Linked DNA regions of Homo sapiens: region 2 is linked to region 1. The links are chromatin loops, found by intact Hi-C in ENCODE. Cell type or tissue: mammary epithelial cell. All regions are shown on one strand.

Region 1 (5,000 bases):
TACATTTCAAACATTAATAAACAGTATTCACAAAGAGTAAACCATTCTACAGTAGAATTATTTTCATTTTTGATAGACTTTCTAGACTGGAAGATGAAGTGAGTGCCGCAAAAATTGTAGATGTGACTTGAACAAAGCATTTGGCAAGATATCTCATGATTTGTTTTAGAAAATATGTAATAGGCCGGGCGCTGTGGCTCATGGCTGTAATCCCAGCACTTTGGGAGGCCGAGACGGGTGGATCACAAGGTCAGGAGATCGAGACCATCCTGGCTAACACAGTGAAACCTCATCTCTACTAAAAATACAAAAAATTAGCTAGGCGTGGTGGCAGGCATCTGTAATCCCAGCTACTTGGGAGGCTGAGGCAGGAGAATCGCTTGAACCCGGGAGGCAGAGGTTGCAGTGAGCCAAGATCAGGCCACTGCACTACAGCCTGGGTGACAGCGAGATTCCATCTAAATATAAAAGAAAAAAAAAAAAGAAAATGTGTAATAATATGAACTGGATTCTAGATCAATTAGGTGAATTCACATCCAGTTGAATGACCATACCAAAAGAGTTCTGTTTAATGAATTCTCTTTCAACCTGTTAAGAGGCTTCTTGTGGCAGGTCACAGGGCTCAGTGTTGTCTCCTGTCCTACTTAGGCTTTTTAGCAATGTCTTCAATAAAGAACATCACTGGAAAATCAATCTAATTTGAAGAAGATATGTGGAGTGGTGATGGAACAGGATAGTTAATGTGCTTAAAGGCTACAATGAAGAAAATGAATCTAACAAGATGGAATTTACTGGGTATGAGAGGTCCTTTACTCAGATCTAGAAAAGCAAACAGCTCTCCAAGATCTGGGTGGGGAAGAGATGGCTCAGCAGCATCACATGGAGGAAAAAGAGGCTCAGGGGTTTCCTTTGGCTAGAAGCTAAATGAGTCAACAGCAACTTGTGGCGCTATACCAAACCAAACCAAAGAAAAACAAAACCCCGAAGAAATCCTTAGCCTGGAAAAACAGAATTGTTGCATCTAAGCCAAGAGGAAGAAGCCCTTTTGTTTCTCCTTCATTAGTCAGCTCATATCTGAGGAACTGAATGTTGTTTGAGGTATTGCATCATAAACGGACAGAAACAAACCATAGGTGTCCAGAAGAAGAAAACAGGAATGGATAAGGATGACACCATCTCATAGGAAGAATATCTGTAGGAATGGGGAAAGAAATTAATGGGAGGATATACTATGTCTTCTTTTAGCAGGGCAGGGAGGGATAGCCATGGTGAGTGTTTATAGGACAGATATTACTTACTCTGTGCCACTCTCTTGTGTAGGAAAACAACAGAGAGGAAACTTGATATTGAATATCTACTCTGTGCCAGGAAGTGGTAGTCATTTTAAATGTGTTGTTCTACTGCATCCTTCCACTAACTTTCTCAGACAACTGATGGATTTCTAACACCTTAGCAACTTTCTAATAACTCTATTCCTTCTGATGATTAAGGAATGGGGAAGCATATGCTTGTTAATGTAAATGCGGTGTTTTGATACTGGACTCCAGTATTCAACTTGAAGGTTAAGTGATCAGCTCCAGAGGTAAAGAACCCTTGGCACACAGGGTCTGACACAGAGGTATACCATTCACTTCCTATACTCAGACCAAGATCAGACTGGGATGGGGTAGTGGGTGGACTTCAGCGAAAGAAAGACTTATTGGAGGATGCCAAATTCAGAAGTGGTGCCTGAGTAACAGGGCCCTGTCTGTTCCCACCTCAACTATGCTGACTGGCAGATGCAGCAAGAATTTTGGGCTGTCTCTTTCCACTAAGTCCCTCCCATCAGAATGTACTGATAGTTACCCCAGTCACTGCTGTGCTTCCCAGCTCCCTTCCCACTGTCCCTTAGTGGAGTCTTACTCCCAATTCCTCTATCTTGAGGTTCAGTTTATAAATAAGAATTTAAATAAATTATTTTTAAAACACCAAGGGAAATATTAGAATTTCAATCAATCTTTCTTATGCTGCCTGATATGGTTTGGCTGTGTCCCCACCCAAATCTCATCTTGAATTGTAGCTCCCATAATTCCCACATGTTGTGGAAGGGGCCCAGTGGGAGATAATTGAATCATGGGGACAGTTTCCCCCATACTGTTCTCATGGTAGTGAATAAGTCTAATGAGATCTGATGGTTTTATAAGAGGAAACCCTTTTCGCATGGTTCTCATTTTTCTCTTGTCTGCCACCTTGTAAAATGTGCTTCTCGCCTTCTGCCATGATTGTGAGGCCTCTCTCAGCCACGCGGAACTGTAAGTCTATTAAACCTCTTTTTCTTTATAAACTACCCAGCCTTGGGTATGTCTTTATCAGCAGCTTGAAAATGGACTAATATACTGCCTTAGTCTGTTCCTGCTGCTATAACAAAATGTCTTAGATGGGGGAATTTATAAGCAATAGAAATGTATTTCTTACAGTGCTAGAGGCTGAGAAGTCTGAGATCATGGTGCTGGCAGCTTCAGTAATTGGTGAGGGTGCCTTCTTGCAGCATCCTCACATGGCAGAAAAGACAGAAGAAGCTAACAGGTGCCTTCAAGTCCTTTAATAAGGGCACTAATTTCATTGATGAGGATGGAGCCCTCGCTACCTCCCAAAGACCCCACCTCTTAATACCATCACCTTGGGTGTTAAGGTGATCACATCCAACATGTGAACTATGTATGCAAACCATAGCATACGCCTACCTATAATGTATAAATCCTGCCACCTTGTGTCCAAGACTTCAGATATTGGCCAAGTATGTTTTTCAGGCTTTGTTTTCCATTATATCTCTTCATAGATTCTTTGTTTCATCTAAATTGGATTACTCATTTTTAGTATACTGCCATACCTTTTCCTATTGTTCTCTATACTCAGAAATCATTTTTTCTGTATATCTTTCAAAACCACACTCAGCATGTCAACTTCTGTTTAAGTATAACCTGTTTCATTAAGCTCTCTTTGAACAGCCGCCCCCCATGGCCATGGATGAGACATTTATTTCCTTCCTTGAGCGCCATAGTGAATGGCTAAAGCTCCTGTATGGCATTTATGTTACTACTCTCCAGTCTCCAAAACCGGTTCACATATTACGGTATGCAGAATTAATGTATTTGTGTTTATAAAGGACAGAATGTCTAGTAATTTCATATTGCACAATAGCTTATTTTAACCCATTTCCTAAATGGAAAAAAAAAATCAAAGAACGAAGAGGCAGTAACTCCATTTTGCACTGCAATACTTGTACAGCTTGTTATTTGAACTGTCTGTAATTGGTAGTGAACAATGAGGAAACAGCTATTTTTCTTGCACCACTGCCTTCAAAAATACCACTGGGGCCAGGCATGGTGGCTCATGCTTGTAATTCCAGCACTATGGAAGGCCAAGATGGGAGGATCACTTGAGCCCAGAAACACAAGACCGGCCTGGGCAACATAGTGAGACATTGTGTCTACAAAAATGAAAAAATTAGCCAGGCATGGTAGTGTGCCCCTGTAGTCCCAGCTACTCAGGAGGCTGCGATGGGAAGATTGGCTGAGCCAGGGAGGTTGAGGCTGTAGTGAGTTGAGATCACACCACTTCACTGCAGAGCAACATCTTGTCCCCCAACCCCAGAATACCATTGGTTCTCCTCTCTTCCCTGTTCCTTGGAGATATCATAGGCAATCACTTTCCAGCCACTATTGTGTGTTAAAACAATCTGACTTTTCAGGTACTAAAATGTACTATCTGGCTAAAAACTTCAAACTGTAATGCATTTCAACATGTTTCCCCTCCCACAGTTCAGAACTGATTTTTGGTTGATGGATTTAACAGAGGGAAGAAGGCGTGTGGTCTGTTCTTTCATTCTCCTTGCTCTTTGCTTTCTCCTCCCCGAGCTTGTCCTGGTATGGATAGCTGGAGCCACTGCTAATAAACTGCTAAAATAGCTCCTTGCAGCTTGTAAACAATTATGTCTGCAGTAAATGAGGTAGAGATGCTGGAAATTCCTTGGCAGAGGAAGGGATCTAAAAGTTCAGAAAGGTAGGCATGTTAGAACTGATGTATTGTGAGACACCAAAGAACCACTAGATGATTATGTTTCCCATGAGGACCCAGAGGATGCTCTCTTTACTAAAGCAATAAGGAATAAAGCATTCATAAAGGAGGCACTAGCACCTTGAGAAACTCAATGTTGTGTGTCCTCTGTAGGTCAAGATTGATAGTAGGAGACACTCTCAGAAACTGGGCTCCCTGGTGTCAATAAGAATGATAGGATCTAGAATAGCCAGATGACAGCATAAAACTGTCGAAAGGTAGGATTGTTGAAATTAGCTGCTGCGTTAATTTCCACAACAACCTTGCAGGAAGACAGGTATACTCAATTACCCTAATGGGTAACAAGGCCAGAGTAACAACTAGGGAGCCTAAGACTAATAAACTATGGTATCCTAGCAGCTACATACATTAAGATATTGTTTGATTAATAATCTGAAAAACACCTTGGGTTGGTCAGCACATGATAGGGAATCATGATCTCTTGTCCCGTTTTAAGAACTAAGGCCATTTTAAGACTTAGAATACACTGATTAAAGGGCCATGTCCCCTTGAGGAAGTGCCAGCAATGCCATAGCAAGTAGTTAAAGTAGCTATTCACAATCTTTCCTCAAGTAGCTACTTGCTGCATCCTGAAGTGATTTGTGTCTTCCTCAAACACTTAAAGGATGCAGGAGTGATTCTCCCCATGAAAACCCATTCAATTTACCAGTTTGGTCCTTGTTTGAACTAGACAGATGATGGACCTTGATCACCTGGACATTCTGGTCATTGTTCCACTATTTTGATGAGATCATGCCAAGCAGACCTGGTAGCAAAAAGTGACTAGAGTTCTCAATGCCTAAGTAAGGCATCTGCACCTCAGGTGATAGAAGATAAGCCCTACAAATATTCAAGGGCATGACACATCTGTGAAATTTTTAGAGGTGCCTTGATCTAGACCAGGG
Region 2 (5,000 bases), 140 kb before region 1:
TGTGTGCCTATATATTTATAAATGAAATATACTAGAGTCAACAGGCAGTCATCCCAGTTCTAAAATGAGATGGTTCAACAAGAAAGTCCCTAAAGTGTTTTCAGTTCTAACAATCCATAAGTCTTGGAGTTTTGACTTTAGCTTTGCATCATCTCACACAGGCTTTAGGAAAGAAGCATAGAGTTGCACACAACAGTCTGAATCAGCTAGCATCACCCGCACACTCAGCATGTGGAATGTACTTGTAGAAAGTTTCTGGGTGGGCCCACGTAAACTGTGTTTGCTATACTGAACAGAGTCCCTGTGCTCAGCTGGTTACAAGTTTGACTCAAGGTACGAGCCTTGCATTGTCATCAAATAGATGCCTGTGCAGAATCAATAATACCTGTGTGGATAAGCAAGCCATCCTCCTGTAGAGCCATTCTGAAAGTTTTGCTGGACTCCTTTTTTTTTTTATTTTTATTTTTTTAGACGGAGTCTAGCTTTGTCGCCCAGGCTGGAGTGCAGTGGTGTGATCTCTGCTCACTGCAACCTCTGCCTCCCGGGTTCAAGCAATTCTCCTGCCTCAGCCTCCCGAGTAGCTGGGATCACAGGCGCGCACCACCATGCCCGGCTAATTTTTGTATTTTTAGTAGAGACAGGGTTTCACCATGTTGGCCAGGCTGGTCTTGAATTCCTGATCTCGTGAACCACTCACCTCGGCCTCCCAAAGTGCTGGGATTACAGGCATGAGCCACTGCACCTGGCCTCCATATTTTTAAAATAGTCATACAGGAGACCATTTGAACTCTTGTAAGACAAACCCTGATAAGAACTCAGGCCTGGAAACTGCTAGAAGTCTCCAGGCTAATTACATGAGTAACGTTTGCAGTCTGTGGAATGAGGTCTTCAAGGAACACAGACCTGCAAATTGTAAGCATCAACAAGCGAACATACAGGATAGATAGTAGGATCTATCTATAGGCAGAGCCAGGAGGATCTTTTTGGATAGAGAAACGTAGAGAATGGAAGTGGGAGGTGGAAGGAGAACAGTACTGTGCACTGCACAACTCCAGGGGTCGTCATTCACATTCTAGTCTACGTAGGCTGTGCTCTCCAGAGAGAAGGAAGAGTAAAGTAAGTGCAGTTTTCATTCAGTTGCACCATATGGAAAGCCAATATGGAGAATAATGTTTATGCTTCAGGGGTTTATTTGATAGCCAATAACTAAACAACTAAGTGTCTCAGGCTTAAAAAAAAAGCCCAAGAAAAAAACTAAATTGACTCAAAATTTTCTGGCAAAGAAAGCAATTCATGCCAAGTTCTAATACCATATGCCTTAAAACAGCAAGAGCAAAACAGCTACTCTGAATGAAGCAAATCAGTAAAGTGCCTAGAAAAATGAGCGTAAGTGGCGGTTTTCAAGTTACGCATAGCGCTACTTTCAGTCATTCTGCATATATTTATTCACTGACTACTATTTGTCAAACTGTGCTATTGGATGGCATTTAAGGTTCCTACGGGCCCATGGAAAAGCTCATATTTATATTTTTGAACTCTTGTTCTAAATTATCAGTTTACTTAAAAGATATATGAATTAATTTTATTAATACACTATGAATCAAGTTATGAGTTTCAAGTCATAATAATATTCAGGAAGAAATAAAATCAAGTTGGCTGCTTCACTGGACACCAAGATCTGATCTAAGAATCATGCAGGTCCTCAATGTGGGAGCTTTAAAAGATAACAAAAGGGTTATTTAGACTGAGCCTCCTGTCAGAAGTGAGAACTCCATATAATTTATAATACATAGTTTATTATAACATCAAGTTATATACTATGAATTAAACTTAATATAGAGTAGATTTTTATTTAAACCCAAACTCTCACTAATAGATCATGATAACCCATGACTACTGTAGCTAAATGAATAATTTCTCCAAATATAATTTTAATCATAAGAACAGAATTCAGAGCCTCAAAATGGACCTACAAATATAGGAAAAAAATGCCATATGATAGAGATAGTATTTAATTTTTGAATTTTTTAGTTTTAGGTTTTTTTTAATTTTTAGTTTTTTTTTTTTTTTTTTTGAGACAAAGTCTCACTCTCGTTCCCCAGGCTGGAATGCAATGGTGCGATTTAGGCTCACTGAAACCTCCGCCTCCCAGGTTCAAGCAATTCTTCTGCCTCTCACCTGTAATCCCAGCACTTTGGGAGGCCGTGGCGGGTGGATCACCTGAGGTCAGGAGTTCAAGACGAGTCTGGCCAACATAGTGAAACCCTGTCTTTACTAAAAATACACAAATTAGCAGGGCATGGTGGTAGAGGTAGTATTTTAGTTAAGGGATGTCTTTTGGATGTCTATTCAATAATTTGTTGGTATTATTGGTTATCCATTTGGACAAAGATAATGTTTAGATCCCTATCTCACATCATCCACCAGTCATTTCCAGATAGATTAAATATATGAGCATAAAAAGTAAAACTATAAAAGAATCAGAGGAAATACAGGAAAATGTTTTACTTTGGGTAGGAAAGATTATCTTAAACAAGACTCAGAAGGCAAACAACACAAAGGAAAAGAATGATAAATATGACTAGAAAAACAACTTCTACACTGTGAAAAATAACACAAGTAAAATGTAAAGACAAGAGACAGAGTAAGGATAAAATATTTACATATTTATCACAAACAAAAGCTGACTGCCAGTTATGGCTGTGCAGGCTGTGTACTGTACACCACCGGGGGGAGCCATTCAAGTAGACTACAATGTGAATTGTGCCCTGAAGGAAATCCATAATCTATAAATCACTCCTATATCAATAAGAAGAAAGATAAGCCACCCAATAGAAAAATGGGCAAAGAATATGGGAAGTGGATTCATAGAGGAGTAAAACCAAATAATAGTAGGCATACACAAAAATGTTCAATCTTACTTGTAATCAATGAAAAGCAAATTGAAACAATAATGAAGCATATTTTCACCACGCCAGTAATGAAAAAAAATACTTAAATGCAAACAAAGAAATACCATTCCAGAGAAGCAACATTTGAAATATGTGGCCGGGCATGGTGGCTCACGCCCGTAATCCCAGCACTTTGGGAGGCTGAGGCAGGCAGATCACTTGAGGTCAGGAGTTCAAGACCAGCCTGGCCAACATGGTGAAACCCTGTCTCTACTAAAAATACAAAAATTAACCAAGAGTGGTAGTGGGCGCCTGTAATCCCAGCTACTCAGAAGTCTGAGGCAGGAGAATAGCTTGAACCTGGGAAGTAGACATTACAGTGAGCCCAGATTGGGCCACTGCACTCCAGCCTGGGTGACAGAGTGAGACTCCATCTAAAAATAATAATAATAAAAAAAAAGTAAAATATATAGTAGTGTTGAGTAGAGTAATGTAAAATGGTATTCTCTTGCCTTACTAGGTGAGGTATAAATTTGACAATACCTATTTAAAATAAAAATTCATCTACCCTATTGTCTAACAATTTTACTTTTCCTGATCGTCTCTAAAGAAACCTTCACACACACATATAAGCTATACATTGTATTTATACAATTGTTTGTAATTGTATACATTGGAAACAGCTTATTTGTCCATAGTTAGCGTTTAGTAGTTGAGTAGAATGAACTCTATATGTGGTGAAATGAAAGATCTCCATTATAGACTGTTGAGTGAAAAAAAGTAATTTTCCTAATGATATATGTGGTATTATTCCAGTTATATAAAACACACATGAAGCAATATCATACATGTATTTTCTTGTATGTCAAGCAGTCCTTCCGGGACTACACATCTGTTAACAGAGGTACCTCTGGGAGCCAAAAGGGATTATACATGGATATCAGCAGTGGGTTTTAGGTTTACCTTTCATATTTGGTTGAAAATTAGAGCATATGTATTATTTTATAGACATTTTCTTTTCAACTCACACTTCTGTGCTTGTACCTTGAGACAAGGGTGGTATTAAAAAGTCATGAAGAAGACATGATACAGAATTTTTTAAATGACAGCAGCAATTTATAAGCGACAGTGGCCAATGCTAACATTTATAATACACACTTAGGTTTACCTAAAGAAGATGGTCTTACTCATCATTTTCTCTTCTCCCTTCTCTTTATAAAGTCTCTCCTTTCCACATCTCAGGCCCCAGCACAGGAACCTACCCCCTAGTCACCTAGGCTTTCTCTCTCTCACTCTGTTGTGACTTCCTCACCCAGGATTCAAACCCAGGCTGGTTTCATCCTATGACAAGAAGATGGCTATCTAGATGGATGGGCTGGGACTTCATCTCATCCCACAGAAGTTACGTGTTAAACAAATATGGTCAGGGCTGCCTGTGGAGATGTCCCCAGCCTCCTGCCAGAGAGAAGGGACTGGAAGTCAGAATCTAACTGAGATGGTTGAATCAGATGCCTGCTTCAAGTCAATGCAGCTAGGGGAGCTTGCAAAGCCAGAGTTTGCAACAGAGTGGGCAAATACTCAGAAGGAAATACAAATTTCTGGAGTCAGAGCAGGCCAGGGAGGGATCAGCCGGCATCTGGGTATCAGAAGCGTTAAATTATAGACAATAGCTACAAGACAATTTGTAGTCAAGGACCAGCACTACAAGGCAGGAGAATAAAGAACATGAAGGAGAAAGGGCAGCAAGAATGGGAAGAGGCCCCACCGTTGTCCTGTGTGCATTTCTGCATCTCTGCATCTCTGCCTTGCAAAGTCATAGTCTTTGCAAGGCAGGAGCCACCCTCAGGGCAGTTGGCCTAGACCAGTGCTTCTTACCTGGTGTGCTTTAAGAAAACTAGTAATGCCTAGGCTGCATCCCAGTCTAATTAAACTAACATTTCCTAGGTGGAGCCGGATGTCAGTATTTTTCAAAACTCCCCAAGTGATTCTCCAGGACTCAGATGCATTGCCCTGGCCTTACAAATTTAGAGTTGGTGATTGGTGGCACCTGGCAGAGGTGAGGCATACAAAGCGTAGAGAATCCTGGGAATTCACTCCCTCAGAACAATT

The links. A loop is a pair of places that touch in the nucleus more often than their neighbours do. Peaks named below come from ENCODE experiments on the same cell type or tissue, not always from the same donor. Only the 100,000 strongest peaks of a DNase experiment are listed, where the experiment ranks them.
Region 2: it touches region 1 in a loop (6-fold over the local background); 2 of 110 quality-filtered maps call a loop at or near these places.

Annotation. Positions count from the first base shown.
Region 1 is chr7:134,610,133-134,615,132 of GRCh38, reverse strand. No RefSeq gene overlaps it. Among named protein-coding and RNA genes, the nearest start is that of BPGM, 34 kb to the left of the region's middle. In mammary epithelial cell, CTCF peaks have their summits at 882 and 2,759 (motif pointing left); a DNase peak (open chromatin) is centred at 962; H3K27ac peaks cover 1,780 bases.
Region 2 is chr7:134,753,347-134,758,346 of GRCh38, reverse strand. The region is part of intron 1 of LOC124901750 (a long non-coding RNA gene); the gene reads left to right. It also overlaps a transcript of CALD1 not described here. Among named protein-coding and RNA genes, the nearest start is that of CALD1, 24 kb to the left of the region's middle. In mammary epithelial cell, a CTCF peak has its summit at 2,725 (motif pointing right); no DNase peak of the experiment used is centred here.